Regions from separate parts of the Homo sapiens genome. Here region 1 is linked to region 2. A link is a contact called in ENCODE Hi-C or POLR2A ChIA-PET data. All regions are on one chromosome and are shown on one strand. The core of a region is the stretch at or near the end of the contact, and the rest is flanking DNA. Distances in the headings are between cores, read along the strand shown. Region 1 has its middle 84 kb from the start of ADRB2. Region 2 has its middle 38 kb from the start of ADRB2.

Region 1 (5,473 bases), core at 1,539-4,038, 47 kb before region 2:
AAGGCCTGAGGCATTTCCAGCCTCTGCGCTTTACCAGCCTTGCTTTCCTCACAAGGATATTTATTGTACCAGTCAATTGAGGGCCTAGCTATGAAAGGACTTTATAAATTAGAAGGTGATGAAAGTGAAATTATTATTGTTGTAGTCCCACTTCTCTGTTTTTCTCCATCAAACTGGACAATAAATTGCATGTTGCCTTCGGGAATCTTGAAATGCATCATCTAGTAGCCTGAGCCCCATGATCCCAGGATGAAGCAGCATGAGGCAGGCTATCCTCTCTCACAGCCGGCACTCCTGCCTGACTCATTCAGGGATGCCACATTCCGGGATGTGAGGCATTACAATGGCTGCCACTGTGACGTGTAGTCATCCCAGAAAGGCTGGGATGTAACATTCCTGAACAGATTCAGGCATGAGAAGAGAGAGGAGAGAAAATTTGTAAACAGGCAGCCTGGGGCTTAGGAGAGGCAGGAGAAGTTGCTCATTTTCTGTGCTCTTGTTTTGAAAGTCTTTGGAGGTGTAGCTGTCCGTCCATCAGGCTGATCTTATCATCCTTCGGGAAGCATGCATCTCCAGATGCGTGGGACTCCTCACACCAGGGCCTTGCACTCTCGGACCACCGGTTCCAGGAGGGCTGGGTCAGAAATCATTTGCTCACTTCACTACTCACTCCTCTAAGGAGTGAGAGGATAGGAAAACCAGAGGTGCCATCTGCAGGTGGATGGAGGAGCTCCAGGTGATTTGTCCCTGAGTTTTTCCAGTTAAGCATTTGCTCTCTCCCCTCTCACCCTGTTGTGCTAAGGGTGGCACAGAAAAAGAATTTTATTTATTTTGGGTCTTTGTTTGTACCTGTTTGCAGCCCAAGGAAAAGAGAGAGGCAAACTCTCTGGTTCAGGCTTCGGTGAGAGCCTTCTTTTACTCAAAGAGACTGTGGAGGCTGCCAGAGAGCAAGTCAAGGAGTTGGGAGGTGCAGCCTGCCTTGAGCAGGGCAGCAGGGACTTGTGGGATGAGCTATGGCTCCGTTAGGACCCTCCTCACCTGGAAACAGGACTGTGGGAGACATTGCCATCCCTCCTATCTAACAATTCGATGTTAGAAAACTCCCTGCTTTGGGTAGTACCAAGAAATTAGTTGTAATTATGGAAATGAAGAAGGTGGCACTGAAAGAAAGCACCACCAGGGGAAAGGGCCCTGCAGGTGGAGGTGGAGACCTGGGCTCCAGGTGTAGCCTTGCCACAGGCTCTGTGTGAATGTGAGCCCTCTCTGGGGCTGTATTTATGAAAAAGGGGGTTGGGCAATGATCTCTAAGGTCCCTTCCAACTAGGCCAGTTTATGCAAGACTTTCCTTGATTTCAGTACTGAAAGTTTTGTGTCCAGAAATCCTTGCTTCCAATAGAAAGCTTCCCTTTCTGGTTGTTCTAGTAACTTCCCTCTGGGATCTCAATCCCTTTTCTCTCTGTATTGCAGAAGCCTTTTCTCTGGATTAGGAAATCATTGTGATAACTCCTGCTAAATGGTGGTGGGTAGGGGTGATACTCAAAACATGAACATCCTCTACGGTAAGGGCACAAACCCATCAGAATGAACCAGGCCATAAACCCCAGACCATTCTTGGAGTGCTGTCCACTCCCCGTCCCCGGGGTGGGCAACCCCACATTGAAACTGGGCTTCTATCTCCAGGTCTATGACAATTCCACCTGTTTCTATTCCACCTCTTCAGTCAGTGATGTGAAGTCATGTCAATCACTTCAGCGCCAGTGGAACTGAAGGATTTTCCAGCTTCTCTTTTACTGCTTGCTCTCAGATTAAAGGTGGTGACTTCCCCTTCACTGGTCAGTTCCAGCCTCAGTCCAGTTTCCTAAGGTTTTTTAGGGTGAGACTGCTCTGAGTGATGCTGTCCAAATCCAGACAATAGTGTCTTTGCGGATGGGCTTCACGTCTCTGGGATTCAAGTCTGTTTGTGCCCCACCATCCTTGGTGTGCTGCCAGATGAGTCTTTCCAAAACAGTGTTTTGTCAGCCTCCTGTACCTGTTCTGAAATCTTTCTAAGCACATTTCCTCAGCCCTCTCACCCACTGTGGACAAACAGGACCACATATTCATAATCATGACCCACTTGTCTTTGGCTTCTGCCTCTGTTTGCTTACATGGGATCTTGGTCTCTTCCAATTGTGTTTTTATTCAGAGAGCAGCTGCTAAACTGTCTGGAATGACAGAAGTTCAGTTTCAAATAATAGTTAACATACGTGTATCACAGGGTGGAGAAAAGCAGAGTCCGTGTGACCTCTGGCTCCCATTCACCTCCACACCAGCTGAGCCCATTTCACATGACCTTTCTGCCTGTGTTTGTCTGTCCTTCAATGTGCTCCATCCTCACTTGTTTATGTTGCTTCCTGAGCACAGTGACTTGCATCAGGCACTGTGCTAAAGGTTGGTGAAATGCAAGCTGGATCCAACCCCTATGGTGAACCTGCATTGTGGGAGGGCAGATGGACATATAAGCAGCTGCTTCGTGATGGGACATGTGTGCTGTAATACATTTGAGTGTCATGGCCACATACAGCGGGGCCTGGCTCCTTCTGCAGTGATATCAAGGCTGGGCCTGGGTGAGGAGGAGTCATAGTTAGAGAATGGGTGGGAGGAAGCTCGCATGCCAGGCACGGGGAAATGGCATGCACAAAGGCACCCCTCTGTTTGTCTCCCTTTGTCTTCCACTGTGGGTGGTGCTGTGGGCGGCAGTGGGTCAGGGATTGCTGGGCAGGAGGCCAAGGCAGGCAGAGTCAGCCCTCAGGAACCACCAGGTCAGGGAGCACTGGCACGCCCAAGAACCCACTTCCTATTTCCCAGAGCAGATGGAGGCCATAGACTCAAGTTTTTCTCCCCATTTTCCCCCTCATTCCTCAGAATACCTGCTCCTTCCTGTGTCACAGGCCAGCTCTGACTTGGTCTCCATCCCCCAGGCCCCTGACAAGTCACCAGTCATTGTTGACCCTTCCTTTCCTCATCTTCTGCCTTCCATTTCCTCCTTTCCACAGCTTCTACTATGGTTCAAATCCCGGTCACCCATCTCCCACCTGGTTGGTTGCATCAACCTCCTCATCAGTCTCCAGGATTCAAGTCTGTTTGTGCCCCACCAGCCTTGGTGTGTGCTGCCAGATGAGTCTTTCCAAAACAGCGTTTTGTCAGCCTCCTGTACCTGTTCTGAAATATTTGTAAGCACATTTCCTCAGCCCTCACCACGCACTGTGGACAAACAGGACCGCATATTCATAATCATGACCCACTTGTCTCTGACTTCTGCCTCTGTTTGCTTACATGGGACCTTGGTCTCTTCCAGAGTGCACCCCAAGTAGTTCCAGGAACCCCCAGGGCAGTGTTGCTGAAAGTGGCTCTGTGCACCAGCGCCAATCTGTGCACGTTGCTATGATCTGCGATGACATTAGCACATACATGGAGAATAAGTTGAACTTTCATTTCTGTGACCTCTAGCAGATGGGATTTTTTTTTTTTTTTTTTTTAGTTTTACAAAACAAATAAACAAACAAGCAACAGAAACAAAAGACACCTGGCCCTTCACAGATCATTTGAGCCCTGCCCTAGGGTGTGTCATACCCAATCAAGTCTGGCTCCTCCATGCACTCCTGCCTCACCTCCCTGCTATCCACTGGCAGCTCCTGGAGCTGTTTTTTCAGGAAATCAGTCCCTACTGCCTCTCTTCCTGGAGCACAGCTATCCAGAGTGTTCATGTGAGAAACAGTTTGCTTTAAAAATACTGCTGCAATTCAGAATATCCACTTTTGACATTAAATTAGGACTCATATTTAAAATCACTATTTACCTTCTTTCTTTAAAGCATTTTTTTCTTGGTTTAGTTTGGTAATTTTTCAAAATAACTTTAAAAGTCAACTTTATTAAAATGTAAATTACATACAAGAAAATGCACTTATTTTCACCGTACAGTGAAGAGTTTTGACCAAGGTATACATTTGTTAGATCACCACCCCAATTAAGATATAGAACAATTCTATCATTCTAGAAAGTTCCCTTGTGCCCCTCTGCAGTCAGTCCCACTCCTCCTGCAGCCACAGGCAACCACTGACCTGCTTTCTGTTTCTACAGATGGGTTTGGCTGTTTCTAGGATCTATAAATGGGATCATCCAGGATGTACTCTGACATCCATAAAATTTTTGAGATTCATCTACAATGCTATATGTATTAGTAGTTCAATCCTTTTAATTGCTGAGAAGCATTCCATTGCGTGTACCATATGACAATTTGTTTATGCATTCTCTTGCTGATAGACATCTGGGTTGTTTCCAGTTTTTGGCTACTTGAATAAAGTTCTCTGAACATTCATGTACAACTCTTTGTTTGGACAAATGTTTTCATTTCCTTTGGGCAAATACCTAGTAGTAGAATTGCTGGGTCATGTGGTGGAGATTATGTTTAACTTTGTAAGATGCCAAAGTTAGTCCACAGGCTACGTCGCTTTTGATGAGAATCGCATGATTTACTTATTCATTTATTTTTAGAGACAGGGTCTCGCTCTGTCGCCCAGGCTGGAGTGCAGTGACACGATCATAGCTTACTGCAGCCTTGACCTCCTGGGCTCAAGGGATCAGCCTCCGGAATAGCTAGGATTATAGTAGCACACCACTATGCCTGGCTAATTTTAAAAGTTTTTGTAGAGGTCTCGCTATGTTGCCCAGGTCTGTCTTGAGCTCCTGATCTCAAGTGATCCTCCTGCCTATGCCTCCCAAAGTGCTGGCGTTACAGGTATGAGCCACTGTGCCCGGCTAAGGAATCACGTGATTTCTAATTGGAGCCCAGTTCCAGCTGCTCTGGAGAGGCAGCTGTCCTCAGCTTCATGGAGTTACCAATTTGTGTTATACACAGCATTGTCTACCTTAGTGTCATGACACAAATGATGCTATGATTTTTTGTCAGTTGTGTTGTAAGTGAATGTGAAAATATTTGAAAGTACAGATATTTGTGAAAATTTTACCTTAAAAATGTATATGTAAAATGGGTTCAAGGCTATCTTTTTAATACATACCTTCTAATTCATTTACATTATAATAGGCTTATTTTATTTATTGCTACAACTTGTAAGAAGTGACTATATTAGTTAGCATCCAGCTTTAGATGCGTTTAACAAAGACCTAGAAGAACAGTGGCTTAAACAGAGAGAAGTCTACCTCTCTGCCATGTGAAACTCTTCATGTAGACAGTTCACGGCTGGTATGGAGCCTCCACAGGCATCCAGGATCCAGGTTTCTTCCAATTCTCTATCATCCTCAGGTGTGTCCCCTCATGTCACCATCCTGAGTGGAAACCCAACCATCAGATCCATAATCCAGATAGCAGGGAGAAGATGGAGGGGAATAAAGGATACGCCCCCTCCCTTAAGGACACAATCCAGAACCTGACTTTTCTACTTCTGCTTACAACATCCCATTGGGCAGAACTTAG
Region 2 (5,100 bases), core at 1,256-3,755:
ACTACTAAGCCTTCCTTGTGGAATTGTACTCCATCTTTTAAGGTCTAGCTCAAATGCCACATCCAGAAAACATCCCTGAACAAAATGCTCCCCATTTATACCACCCTCATCCCTGTTCCCTGGACAGAGAGGAAATGCTATTTTACAACAATTTATGGAATATCTATTATGTGCCCGGCACTGTGGGATACTCATTGATGCACTTTTACAACTTTCAGCAAATACTAAGTGCTTACTATGTGGCAGACACTGTCTTAATATAAGAGGTGCAAAACTCACAACTGTAATATAATATCGGGCAGTGATAAGAGCAGTGAAGAAAATGTGAAGCAACTGAATCTGATTCACATGGGGTGATAAGAAATGAATAAGGAATCAATAAGGCCCACCAGGACTCATGGCACCAAGAGATGCCTGCTGCAGAGATGTGCAGGACTAACTGGCCCCATCTAGGAGCAAAAGTTCAGCAACAGCCTCTGTCAATTCTGTGGCTCTTCCTGCACCCTGACCCCATCTTTGAGGTTGATTGGCACTGTGGCTGCTGGGTGTCTTTATGAGCTCTCTTCAAGAGAAATGCAGCCACGAGGAGGATCTGCTTTCAGGGTCTGTAGATGCAGGGGTTCTCCACTGATGCATTCTGGAGACTGGGTTCCAGAGTGAGCGTCCCCACTGTTGGAGGAGGAAATGCACAGCCAGACCACTGGGCAGTATGGGTTAATGCAGCCAATCCGAACAGAGCCGACCGATGAGGGCAAGGGGCTGATCATTCCTGCTACAACACTCCCCAGAAGCTACTGAAGTCTGTTATCAGGATCGCAGACTTTAGCTGAGAATAGCTCAGGTGAGTTGGTCCCGTGGAAATCACAGGCAAGCTGGCTGCCTCCTGGGTGCTCCACTCCTCAAGTCCCTCCCTGTGGAATGTCCTGTCCACTTTGCTTGACAATGATGATTGGTATGATGTCGATTGCTATGATGGTGATGATGATGATGATGATGATGACGACAATGTGACCACAAGGCTCAATTACTGAGGGTCTCTGCTAAGTGCTTTATGTGCTTTCTATCACTTAATGCTCACATATAGTCCTTGAGGTAGGTACTGTCATTATCCCTACTTTACAGATGAGAAATCTGAGGTGTAGAGAAGTTAAGAATTTTGCACAGAGGCACACCTTGTACATGAGGGGTGTTAGAATTTCAAACCCAATCAGATGCTGGACTCCAGAGCCCCTGTGTGTTTAACTCTGTAACAGTATAGTCTCCTGTGCTGTTGAAATTTTATCTGACCCCAAGGCCTCATTCAAAAAACATCTCTACCACAAAGCATCTTTGATTATCTTTTTCATGTCTGTGTATGGCACACGTGACTGACCTCAGCAGTAGTTGTCATTCATCCATTCAACATTTATTGCGTATTCATTAGGTGGTACATGGACAAATGCTATTTTTAATTTTAATTCCTGAGTATTTTAATATGTACTTAAATAATAGTTAACACATCATACCTGTGGGCTTGTAAATGTTTCCACCTGGACGGAACTAAAACATTATGCTAGAACTGAAGTCATTTTAATGAGGACCATTAATTACATGATTAATGGGTCAGGGGATCTCTAGAAAAGGTTATGCAGAAATGGCTTATGTCTTGGATGCACTGCTCTCATTTGTGGAATCTCTAATATGATTCAACAATCTCATTGCACAATGAGAAAACTGAGGCCCAGAGTTTCAGGTGACCCACCTATGAGCTCCTAATAGTCAGAGGCAGATTGAAGGAAAGCCTCCAGGGCACCAGATCCCCAGGCCAGCATTTCTTTCTATAATGCCATTAGTTTTTTTGCTTTCTACCTGTGCAATTTTAACCTCAAAGGGCAAAACAATTAAAACAGTTCATCTGAGTTCATTCTGGTAGCAGAGAGAACCAGCAGTAACTTCATACACCCAGTTAGATTGCTGTCATTTAACAAGGACTTTTACAAGTATTTTCCTTAGAGTCCTGTCTCTGTTTATACTTATAAACAGAAAAATTTTTTTCAAGATGCTTGTCATTCCTCCTACATTGTTAGAGATTTGCTTGTATATAGTCTCAGGAAATGATTTGATGTTTTCCCCTGGGAGTTTATTCTACTTAGCTAGAATCATAAGAGAGAATCAACTTTGTATGTTATGAGGCCTCTTTCGATTTGCGTTGACATTGTGTGTGCTGCTCTGACTGCCAAGTTGAAATTGAATGGTGTATAAATATAAAATGACTTCTTTAACTTTTCCACCTAAGTCAGCCCACTGGGGGAGCACATTGCTTGGATCTGAATGCATCCCTTTCAGAGGGACACAGTCTAGAAAGAGGGTGACAGGACAGGAGGAGACCACAGCCCTATCAAGGGAGCAGCAGCTGACGGGACTGGGGTTAGCTGGCCTGCAGACTCGAGGGGCCATCCCAAGGTCACTATTAGCAGCTTGTTGAAAAGCTGTCATGAGGCAGGGCAGGGCAGGCACACTGTGCTGCATGTCTTCAAAGCCCTGGGCTGCAGACGCCACCTGCTACTTCAGGAGTTGGGGTTGGGAACAGAGTAAGCAGGTGGGCACCTAAGGAATGTGAGGAGGGGAAGGCAGCAGCTCCAGGGAATTGTTGTCAGGTAGGAATGCAGGCTAGAACTTTTTTAAAAATATGAAATCTAAGTTTTTAATGGTGGCAATAAATTTCGATAGATTGTGTGGCCAAACAAAACACATCTGTGGGTTAGATCCGGCCTGCAGACTACCATTTTTGACTTGTGCTTCTATGGGTCATGAATTACTTTAGTATTTCCAGCTGCTGATTCAGTACTTTGAGTCCATGCATGGATTCCCCCTTTCTTATGTGGCAGTTCCTGGGATGTGGTCCTGTGCTCAGGGTTCAGCGACTTTGGAGAGTATTTTCACCACTCTTCAGGGGATTGTGTGAGACTTGGACAAGAACTCTGAAGCTCCAAAAGCTGGGGACTCCTTGTGGGGTAAAGGGAGGGTCAGGCGATTCCAGGCAATGTGGCGAGGTCCCATGGTACCTGGGAACATAATTGAGACAGAGGCAAGAGATCTAAGTTTTCACACTACCTTTGTTGTATGTTCTGGGATAAGTTTTCACACTACCTTTGTTGTATGTTCTGGGATAAGTAACTTCTCTGGGTCTGTTTCCTCTCCTTTAAAATGAGAGGTGGGATTGGATGGGTTTCTGTGATTTTGTTACAGTCACCCTTCCTCACTCTCAACCCCAATTCTATAGGACTTCCAAGACCCCACATCCAGTATGCCTGTCTGAGGTGTGTTTGCAGCAATCTGAAGAACCCACTCTGCAGAGCCAGCTGGGTCAAGTTGCCCTCTCCCTGTTACCCTAGGGTTCTCTCTGCCTCAAATGCCTTCCTACTTTCTCTACCCATGTAACCCCTACCCATTCAATCATTCAGCAAGCCTCTCCTGACCCAGGTCAGGTCTATTTCCCAATCATATGCACCATTCCATCAGAGTACTCACTATAGGCACACTACTCATTTATTTGTGTGATTATCAGATCAGCGTTTCACTGGGTTAGATTATCCTGATGTTCTCTTCTCACCCTGATAATCAGTGATTCTGAGACAGTCAACCAATGAACGGCAGTGCACAGAGCAGTGGCTCTCAAGCTCTATTATTTCCCCCATGCACTCGAGAGAGTACGGCACACATCCAGCACAAATCTGCTGGGTTGAGAAGCTCATATAGAGGTTAAGAGCACAAACCTGGTCTTGACATTTCCATCTGCTGCTTTCTAGCTTTGTGGCTCTTTCCATAAGATGCACTGACACCCAGCTTAACCATAGAGTGATGATTCATTTTTGTTGTTGTTGTTTTTGAGATGGAGTCTTGCTCTTGTCACCCAGGCTGGAGTGCAGTGGCACGATCTCGGCTCACTGCAACCTCTGGCTCCCAAGTTGAAGCTATTCTCCTGCCTCAGCCTCCTGAGTAGCTGTGATTACAGGCACCTGCCACCATGGCCAGCTAATTTTTATACTCTTATTAGAGATGGGGTTTCGCCACGTTGGCCAGGCTGGTCTTGAACTCCTCTTACTTATATAATTCTTGAAAAGTTATTTAAAAGTAAAACTACGTGTCTCAATAGGCTGATGTAAGATTAGGTAAGATGTTGTTTGAATAGTCTCTGACAAAGAGTAACGCTTAATACATGGAAGCGGCTATCATTATAATTATTATTAGGTGGTGATGGTGGGAGCTGCAATGGTGAACACACAAAAAGTAAGATTAAAAATCGGTCTTTACAATAAAAGAATTTACAGAGAAGGCTTTGATTGATGGAGAAAGTAGAGTACAGAGTGGGACATTCAGGATACATTGGGAAACCACTTCTCCTAAAATTTTTTCTAGATTCTAAGTGCTCACCTCTTTACATTCCTAAGGAACCTCAGGTGATCCACCCACCCAAAGTGCTGGGATAACAGGTGTGAGCCACAGCGCCCGGCCAAGTGATGGTTAATTTTATGTGTCAACTTGACTGAGCTATTGGGTGCCCAGACATTTGGTCAGACATTATTCTAAGGTTGTGTGTGCTGATATTTCTGGATGAGATTAACATTTGATTTGGGAGACTAAGTAAAGCAGATTGCCCTCCCTAATGTGGATGGTTCCCGTCCAATCCATTGAAGACCTGAATAGGAAAAAAAGGCTGACCTTCCTCCCTATAATAGAAAATTCCCATGCTTGTCTGCCTTTGAGCTGGCACATTGGTTTCTTTTTACTGACAGACTTAAACTAAAACATTGGCTCTTCCCAGGTCTCAAGTCTGCCAATGTTTGGACTTGTACTACATTATCAGTTTTTCTGGGTCTCCAGCTTGCAAACTGCTGATCTTGGGACTTGTCAGCTTCCATAATCACATAAGCTGATTCTTTAAAATAAATCTCCTTTAAAACACACACACGTGTGCACACACACACGCATGTCCTATTGGTTTTGTTTCTCTGGAGAACCCCAATGAATACATGTGGAAACAATGATAGCTGTCCTGCAGGATTCTTGTGTGGAACAACTGAGTTAAAACACTTAGCTACTATTGGATGCACAGCAGGC

Evidence for each region. A loop is a pair of places that touch in the nucleus more often than their neighbours do. ChIA-PET counts read pairs that join two places held with the same protein, here RNA polymerase II (POLR2A). Pooled maps may share reads with other maps.
Region 1: a map of PC-3 shows a loop between it and region 2 (3-fold over the local background). The contact joins two enhancer-like sites. A Hi-C loop is called at or near these places in 4 of 168 maps with a recorded cell type or tissue (PC-3, astrocyte of the cerebellum, endothelial cell of hepatic sinusoid and 1 more), 1 of 37 single-sample maps with no recorded cell type and 1 of 50 pooled maps. POLR2A ChIA-PET finds 5 or more read pairs at or near these places in 3 of 52 experiments (T-cell, activated T-cell and naive thymus-derived CD4-positive, alpha-beta T cell).

The regions. Positions count from the first base shown.
Region 1 is chr5:148,908,111-148,913,583 of GRCh38, reverse strand. No RefSeq gene overlaps it. Among named protein-coding and RNA genes, the nearest start is that of ADRB2, 84 kb to the right of the region's middle. RefSeq lists an enhancer at 2,247-3,446. Within about 2 kb of position 2,788, at least 10 of the 41 ENCODE cell types and tissues checked have a DNase peak (open chromatin) inside an H3K27ac peak, as active enhancers do.
Region 2 is chr5:148,861,641-148,866,740 of GRCh38, reverse strand. No RefSeq gene overlaps it. Among named protein-coding and RNA genes, the nearest start is that of ADRB2, 38 kb to the right of the region's middle. Within about 2 kb of position 2,505, at least 3 of the 41 ENCODE cell types and tissues checked have a DNase peak (open chromatin) inside an H3K27ac peak, as active enhancers do.